2 separate regions of the Mus musculus genome follow, and region 1 is linked to region 2. Evidence: chromatin loops called from intact Hi-C (ENCODE). Cell type or tissue: left cerebral cortex. All regions are shown on one strand. Each heading gives the region's core, and the rest is flanking DNA. Links, peaks and the distances in the headings are about the cores only. Region 1 overlaps Atp8a1 (ATPase, aminophospholipid transporter (APLT), class I, type 8A, member 1). Region 2 has its middle 68 kb from the start of C330024D21Rik.

What was found. A loop is a pair of places that touch in the nucleus more often than their neighbours do. Peaks named below come from ENCODE experiments on the same cell type or tissue, not always from the same donor. Only the 100,000 strongest peaks of a DNase experiment are listed, where the experiment ranks them.
Region 1: it touches region 2 in a loop (2.6-fold over the local background); 2 of 42 quality-filtered maps call a loop at or near these places.

What each region holds. Positions count from the first base shown.
Region 1 is chr5:67,660,828-67,665,225 of GRCm38, reverse strand. The region is part of intron 27 of Atp8a1 (ATPase, aminophospholipid transporter (APLT), class I, type 8A, member 1); the gene reads left to right. Among named protein-coding and RNA genes, the nearest start is that of Gm15478, 23 kb to the right of the region's middle. In left cerebral cortex, for the core only: no CTCF peak of the experiment used is centred there; a DNase peak (open chromatin) is centred at 2,309.
Region 2 is chr5:67,530,029-67,534,426 of GRCm38, reverse strand. No RefSeq gene overlaps it. Among named protein-coding and RNA genes, the nearest start is that of C330024D21Rik, 68 kb to the right of the region's middle. In left cerebral cortex, for the core only: CTCF peaks have their summits at 168, 1,890 (motif pointing left) and 3,220 (motif pointing right); DNase peaks (open chromatin) are centred at 1,413, 1,878 and 3,223; H3K4me3 peaks cover 490 bases.

The DNA of each region.
Region 1 (4,398 bases), core at 139-4,138, 130 kb before region 2:
CAGATAACCAGCCTCAGCCCAACAACTACAAAGTAAGCCAATCACGGTCTGTTACCCCGGGAACTGGCCAGAAGGACACATTGGAATCCATGTCTGTAACTTTAAATTTCCTAGGTACTACATTAGCAAGATGCCACAACAAAAACCCAGATCGATTTCAATATCATATTTTAACTCAACATATTAACAATATTACCATATTCACCATATAAAAAATATTATGTTTTTGTAGTTGTGTATACATTCTACATTCTTTCCTCCATGCCCAGTGTTTGAAATCAGGTATTTTGCCTTCAACACATCTCAGTTTTGAACTAAGATATATCAAGTTCTCTAATGCGCTGTGGCCTGCTGAACACGGTGGCAGCACAGTGTTGGTGGATAAGTGAACAAGAAAGGGTTGTCCGCTTACTTATTTGTTATTTGTCGACATTCGTTATCGTGTGTAAGTAGACATGTACAAACTTCAGAGGAAAAGTCAGGGGCCCACTTGCAGAAGTCTATTCTTTCCAGGTCTACAATGGGTTCCAGGGATGGAACTCGGGTCTTCAGACTTGTCAGCAAGAACCTTCACCTCCTGAGCCATCTCAAGGGCTCTTTTTGTCAAGTCTTTGAATAGCTCCAGGGACTTGGACCTGACTGGAGGTGACAAGGAAATGAAGAAAAGGCAAATACATAGAAGGCTGGAGCTGGGTAGTCTGGACTCTCTGCTGGAGAAACCATAGCTCAGTGTGCTTTCTATACAGAGATGAGCATTGAGGCAAGGTGACTGCATATAGCTAAAAAAGGAGACAGGGGTATTCCATATAGATAAACAGGGAGGCAGAGTTTATGGTGTGCTGCTGGATAAAGGGACAGATATAGCTACTCTCTGTTGGGTGGTCTCTATAGGGGAACAATATTCAGACTGTAAATATATGGGCAGAGAAAGCTACGGTGGACATTTTCAGACTACATTGTCAACTCTCAGCACTTGGTGCCCTGAGTGAGGCTTTGACATTTTCTCCCAGGATACAGAGTAGTGATATGAACACACCCATTCCACCAGCAGCACATATGCACTCAGTATTGTACAGGTCAGGGCTTCCTCTGTTCCCTATACAGTCTTATATTGTTTAATGCCTGGCTCATGCCTGGGTTATCGGAAACTGTATCATAATAATGAGCCTCCTCTAGATATTATTGGTTTCACATTCCTCTGAATATCTCTGAGAGATGCGCATAATTTGTTATGAGAACTATCTTCAACCCTGTCTAGGACCCACATCCTCACAAATTTGCTGAGAGCTCCCTTACTGTGTGACTGTCTTTGCCACTTCCCTCTCTATTCTGAGGACTTTCCTATGCATCAATCAGGACATGGCCTACCCACTTCTTTATGAATCCACATATCACACCACGGGTATTTGACTCCACATCTGCAGTTGGAAACTGCTAGGCATCTGGCTCAGTTGCCTCTGTCAGAGTTCTAATTATGAGTTAGATTAGGATGTTAAAACTTAAATTTGAGGTATATGTGTCTTTACGAGTCACTCGGCATCTATAGTTAGGTTACCATGCAAACTTGTGCTTCTTCCCTGTAAGAATTACTTTTATTGCCATCCCCTCTATATATCTAACTTTCCTAGTTTTATGTTCTCACTTCAATTATTGAGAGTGTGATACTCTATTTACATAAACTTTTAAACAAAGATGCATATGAAGTATAATTTTCATGAAATAAGTTCATACTTTAAGTATAGACTAATTGACAGTTTTTTAACATCTAGATTGACAACAGTATACTGAAAACTTATCTACTAATGAAGAACATAAAAATGTTTTGCTTATGTGAAAATGAAGTCTAAACATTCTGTTTCTAACCCAGAACTGTGTGGTTTGTAGTTACCTTGCCCTAAATTTGACTCAGCTTTGAATTTAAAGCCTCTTCATGAGCTATTTAACACCGATCACATTCTTAATGGGTTAAAAAGGAAGTGAGAGAGAAACTTTACTGGAAACCTCATATTTATTTTTCTGTTAGCACTTTTTGGAAATGTATTTTGAATATAATTCAACTGTCTTGGAAATGGACTGGACTTTTAAATCAAATCCGCCCGCCCACCCCCACCCCCCACTACCCAACTTCTGCCAGCTAAAACAAGTTCTGCAGATGTTAATGGTTCATGTCAATACTGAGAATGAATAGGCAGAAAACACACCATTGACTGTCTCCAGCGAGGACAACTTGCCAGTCTCGAATCTCTCCTTTTCTGTTTTTGTGCTGATCAGGCGTGGGAGCCAGGACCGCATTGACTCTTTGCAAGCTGCTGCTTTTAATATGCAGAAGTGCTCCATCAGGAAAATGTCTGTAAGGCTTTAGCTGAACCGCCTATGCAGGGACATGGGGGCTGAGGGGAGGAGGGGTTGGAAAAGAATTCGTAAAAAGCAGTCTTAAACCCAAAGGGTGCAATAGATTGTCAGGGAAAAAATGCTTTTCTGTCATGGTATTGCTAGCCCCTTCACTGCTGTGAATTGCAGCCAGCCACACACACAGGTTCAACAGGTGGTGATAGCAAAGGTCCTTGGGGTGGCTTCCTGGCAGTGGCTGTAGGTGTTCACTTAAATTGTTAGCTCCTTCTAAATCCTCTGATTCCTTTCTAACAGAGAAGAGCCTTTCCTTAAGATGATTGGTAGCATCTACATTGTCTTAGACCCTAAAACAATGTAGCGGTTCCCCTTTCCAGAAAGTCATTAAAGTCAATAAGGTGGTACTTTCCCAGGAAGCTATGCTGGGAAGTCAACTCCCTGGGCAGTTTAATAATCTGGGCACCGCCCCCAGAAGGCCTGGTGCTTGCTTTCTTCATCAGTGACTTTGGTGGAGAGAAGAGAGGGAATCTATGTGCTTATGCTAATTCAGGGTCTGTCTTACTTAGGGATGTGTTTCTAAGATACGGCTCAGGATGCAAATCTCAGACTAACCTGAACTTAGTAGACTACTTCCTAGCAACGATTTTATCTTTTCTCTGCTTCTCAAAACAAAACAAGTCTAGAAAGAAAATGTGAATACCAAAATATGTACATGAAGATGTTCTGTATATGTTCTCTTTCTTCATGTAGGCCTTCCAGTCCATTGTCTTTAAAAAGAAAAAAAAAGAAAAAAAAGCAACAAGATGAACGTTTTGAAATTCAAAGGACATATTTCTAAGCACCATGTCACATACCTTTCAGTCAGACAGTAAGGTGGTAAAAGCGTGTTAATGCCCATGTCAAAGCTGTCTGTTATAACACAGTCCACTTACATATTTTAAAGTACTCTTTGAATACAAACTTGCTGGCTTATCAGAGAGTTATTTTGTGTTTGAGACTTTCCATCTATGCTCATTGCCTCAAAGGAGAGTCCCTAAAGTCTAATCTTGTTCTTAAATTAACAAGAGAATGTTTCACCCAAACAAGCTAAAGGGCCACTCACCTCTGTAATTATTGACCATACACAATTTATTAACACAAACTTATACAGCACCGATGCTTTGACAATGCATTTACAATGAATTACTCCCTGTGAGCCAAAGTGTGTCCATTAGACTAATGTGTAGACATTCACTCTTCCATATGCTCTGCCGTTCCCTTCTGCTATAACAATAAAGCAGGCCAGTACAGAAACTGTTCGGGGAAGCTAGCCTGGGTTCATACTGATGAATGGCAAATTTGTAGGGGTTCATGTTTCAGTAATGAGGTTAAAGGAGACATGAAGTGTTGCAAAGTACCTGTGTCTCTGAAGTACTCTCTGGAGCCATGAGACAAGAACTTCTTCCCTCATGTCTGCCGGTACTGTGTGCTGTGTTCTTCCCTCATGTCTGCTGGTACTGTGTGCTATGTTCTTCCCTCATGTCTGCTGGTACTGTGTGCTGTGTTCTTCCCTCAAGTCTGCTGGTACTCTGTGCTATGTATGTATAATCTTCTTGCTAGGCAAGGCTGTACTTTACTAAGTCCACTTGAATTTTAATTATATTTAAGTTGGCTTTTTAAAATGCATTCTTTTTTAAGGTATTGTCAGCAATCATTTTAATTTTATATGTTTCAAATATTTTGAATAAAATTACTCCTAAATTTTGTTTTCTAAGTTAAGATTTCTCTTTCAAAGAGAATTACAAACATATGAAAACATTATGTTCTACTAATTAAAGATTTGATTTTTATACAAGCATAAAAAATTAAGTTCAGCACACAAGCATCTGTAACCATACCTCCAGGAGTTCTACACGCCTGGTCTCCTCGGGCATTTGCACTCAAATGCACATACCCACATGTGCACCCACACCTACACCTAACTAAAAATAAGTCTGTAAGTTTAAAATATGCCAACATACAAATTCAAACTTAACATTCTGATGGCAGTAATTATCAAGAACTGTAAAA
Region 2 (4,398 bases), core at 86-4,085:
CCGTGGCCGATGGTGATTCCACAAAGTAAGTAGAAGTCACAGGCAACATCAGAATCACCGTGAGAGAAGGCTACTGGACATTGCCCAGAAAGCAGAAGGACCTGGAGAGAAAAGAAACAGCTGCAGAAAGAGAAACAAAACCCCCCAAAGAACCAATTTCCTAGGGAGTCAGACTGCTGAGTAGCTCCGCCTGCAGGTCTCTGCAGTCATTGCTTCTCTTCGTAACTGATTTTCAGATTACTATATATTCTCCTTTACCAGTGATTGAGATGTTGAGAAAAGATGATAGGTAGATGATAGATAGATAGATAGATAGATAGATAGATAGATAGATAGATAGATAGATGATAGATAGATAGATAGATAGATAGATAGATAGATAGATAGATAGATCTATCATTCAATCACTTTGCCTACACAGGAGACCTCTAGAAAAATAAAGTCATTCTAGATAGATAGATAGATAGATAGATAGATAGATAGATAGATAGATAGATAGATAGATGATAGATAGACAGACGGACAGAGGTCAAGGCCCTTTGCTTTACCAAAATCGTCGGAGCCTCTCGGAAGCATCCTTTGTAAGCTCTAGGTGTAGAACTCAAACCAAGTAAACTGCTCTTTGAAATCCCAATAAAGCTCACTGCGTTCTCTTGCAGTAAACACCCAACCCACCTTATTATAAATGGCTTCCAAAATGATACTAAGGTCCACCACCGACAGTATGAAGCTGAACTTTTTGCTTACACGTGAGGCAGGGCGCCACCATATAAAGACTCAGTATGCTTCAGGAGCAGGTCAGGAATGAATACGAATACAACGTATACTGATCGCATCCATCTCTACTCTTCCCACGCCAACTTCTCCCGTACCCTCCTCTCTCTCTCCGGCTTCTTCCATACCCCACCCCACCCCCAGCTCTCTTCAAACTTTGTAGCTGAGGTACGTTTTAAAAGGATCACTCTGATTATTGGAAAGTGATTGGGCAGGGCCATGACTTAGAGGCAGAGGACAAAGTTACACCACTCCCGATGCTGAAATCTATTCACTTTTGCATTCTTCTCGATCCAGCAAATGCAAATTCATGGTTCCAGAACCTAAGGCCTGAACACCTCTCAACTCACCCAGACCCCATATTCTTTACAAACCACCCTTGCAGGCCAACAGACATATCCCTCTCTCTGACCTCAGGCCGGGAGTTGGGGGTTGAGCCCGGCACCGTGTCAACTGGGGAGACCCAGAAGCAGAGCAGATCTTGGGAAACAAAATGCTAATCCACCCAGCCACCCAAGCTGTGACTGACTCCCCTGTACACTGAGCTGATCCAAGTAAAACACAGGCCTTTCAAAACAGCAAGGAATGCTCGCCTGGAGTGTGCGCTAACGAGTCCAAAGCCAATTATGTCTCATCTGATCTAACCAAAGCTGATTTCCTCCGGTGGCCCAGCGAGAGGTCAAATGGCCATTCCTGAGGGTTTCCACGGAGCTAAGCCAGAACACGGAGTTCCTGGAGTGTCCCTCGGGCCCACAGACCAACTGCGGAAGAGCTAAGCAGTCGAAGTTTTTAATTTCCCTCCCTCTCTTGATAATTATAAATACAACACTGCAAATTCCCTAAGAGGTAAGTGAGGGTTCACTGCTCACTCGCAAAGGAAACGAAAGGAAATCTTCCATATTTCTCTTTACCACATGTGCCAGATTTTCATTGAAGCCAATCCGGAAGTGGGGGGACAAAACAACAACAAATAGATATTATTTGCTAGCGGGGGGGGGGGGGGAGCATGCGTCCACATTCATGCTGCTCTGTCGGCTGAGGTTTGCACCTCTGCAGTCTCCACTTGTTCCGGAGAACTGCAGGGTATCATGCAGTCTGAGGCCGCCCTCTAGCGGAAGTTTGCCTGTATTGCGCCTGCGTACAGATGAGCTGGGCTTCTCAGAATACCTGGCAAAGCTTTGAATCATTTCCAGTTCCCTTTTATTGCATGTGGCTTATAATTCAGATCGAAAGCCAGATATGCTGCTAAAACGAAGATAATGTCAGGCTGAGGATTAGTGAGCATTAGCCGTTGAGAAAATGCTTGGAAGTTGGCCAGGAAAAGGCCTCTGGTCCATAATGGTAAGATGGGTAAGATTTTTTTTTTTTCTGGGAAGATGAATATATGGCCTCATTACCCTTACCCTGAAGTTGTCTGACCACAGCCAAAGGTCAGTCTATTCTTCTCAGGGCTACAGCAATTTAGACCCCTCTCCCCATCCTCAGGGGTCCGAAGAAGGAGGAGGAGGAGGAGGAGGAGGAGGAGGAGGAGGAGGAGGAGGAGACTGGTGGTTTTCCTGCATGCATGAGGGTGTCAGATGCCCTGGAGCAGGAGTTACAGACAATTGTGAACTGCCATGTGGGCGCCGGGAATTGAGCCTGGGTCAGTGCTCCTAACCACTGAGCCATCTCTTCAGCCCAAGTCCTGTGTTTTAAGTAAAGGGTGAGAAAAAAATATATATATGTTTTTTTTACATCATTCGTTTGTACAATGAGGGGCAGTCTGGAAAATCCGGATATAAGTGTCCTTTGTGCCGAGAGTACTGCTCAGGGCTATACTGCTTGCCTCTCTCGTACCTAGTTCAGACGTCCATCATCAGCACCACAAATAATTACGATTTGAATTTGTGTTTGGTGCTGAATGTGGTGCTGAAGAGTTGGTGTCAATTTCACCCAAAACGGAAGACAGATCCGTATGACAGATACGATTGTCTGTGCTTGCCTGGCATGAGGAAGGCACAACACCACCAAAAAGGAAAATAATAATGAAAGGAGTAAATGAGTTCTAGTGTTCAGTGGTTTAGTGTGTGGTAAACCTTTATCTGAACGCCACCACATCTTCACTTAAAAATATTTTTACTTAACAGTGCCTTTTTAAAACATACTGAAATATTTAAAGGGAAGGTTCTTAGTGATCTGCCTTAAAACAGTACAGATAAAAAGCTCATTAAGTTGAATGGAAATGAGGGGAAAGCATAACAATCAAATCAAATGGGTCTGAACGGTGGACTTTTTAAAATTATACGCGGAATCTAGATCTGACAATGCTGCATATTCCTGGCAGAGTGAGCACCGCTGGGGTCCAGGCAGGAGCCATGTTCAATGCAATTTGGCAGAAGAGATCTGCATCCACAAACACACAAACTTTATTTCCTGTAATTTAATCCCTGTAGTGAGTCCCCTGTTCCACCAGGGGGCGAAAACATGTCCTCAGTTCTGCAAGGCTAGATGGGGCCAGGAGTGGCAGGCTGTGGTGTTGGACTTTACCTCTGAGCTGGGAGTGGCCATTAAGAACTCACGTTTACATCAATCTTCAACTGTGTTATCTACTTAGTCCCAGTGGGACGCCCTTTCCATCCCCTGGCGACTGACTCCTTCATTTCGCGCTCCCCTGCGGCCAAATGTGCTGCTCTGAGATGCTGTAATTCTGCCCAGAGTCACTAGGCTCTGCTCCACTGAGACTTCTTTAAAGTGCTGGTAACAAGTCTTTCCTGACACCGTGAATCTGTGTGATGACCCGGAAGTCAAGTGGTGCACGAATTCATGGACATGGCAGGAACCCCAGGACGTGTGGACAGAGAAAGATGCCGGCGGCACTGTTGCAAAACTAGTTCGACTCTACATCTAGATGTAGGATAGATATATGCTAAAGAATACACCTATTGATTAAGACTGTGAAGAAAGTTAAACTTTAAATTTGAGTGGGCACCTTCTCTTTCCCTTGCTCAGTCTGTTAAGTGCTTCAGGATAGCAGGAGAAATAGAGCTTAGAGCTACAGGGCCACTGTTCCCCCGGAAAGGGGAAACACGCGGGAATGGGGGACAGGGGAGATGACATTGTCTCAAGAACCTCATACCTCCCAAAAGAGACTTGAGAAATAGACAGGGAGAGAGAAAGAAACAAAATTTGGGGACCTGATGGGTTATCCGGGGCAGTCTCACTACACACCAATCATTGCTCTTCTCTGAAAGAGGGCCATGGAGAGCCTGCTTGGCCAGATTCATTCATTCAAATAACTCAAAGGCGACTTTAGGAGGGTGGCCTCTATGCAAAGGCTTTAAACAACACTCCTGCCATCTGCTGGGCAGAGTCCTAAGATGCAACGTCCAACCCACCTTCATTGCCTTGTTCATCCCACCAAACTTGCCTCGTTTTAAAATGATACTTCGTCTTTGACTTCATACATCTTCAGCAACACTGTCTCATCCAGCCAATTAGGAGCTAATTACAGGATCCCCCAAAGCTGCTGTTTCTTGATGTCAGGAAACCCATTTGTTTTCCTCCGATGCATCTATTAGTCCATTATTCCCATTTATCCCATTTGCACACAGCACTCCGCTGCTCCAGACCCCCAAATTGCTTATT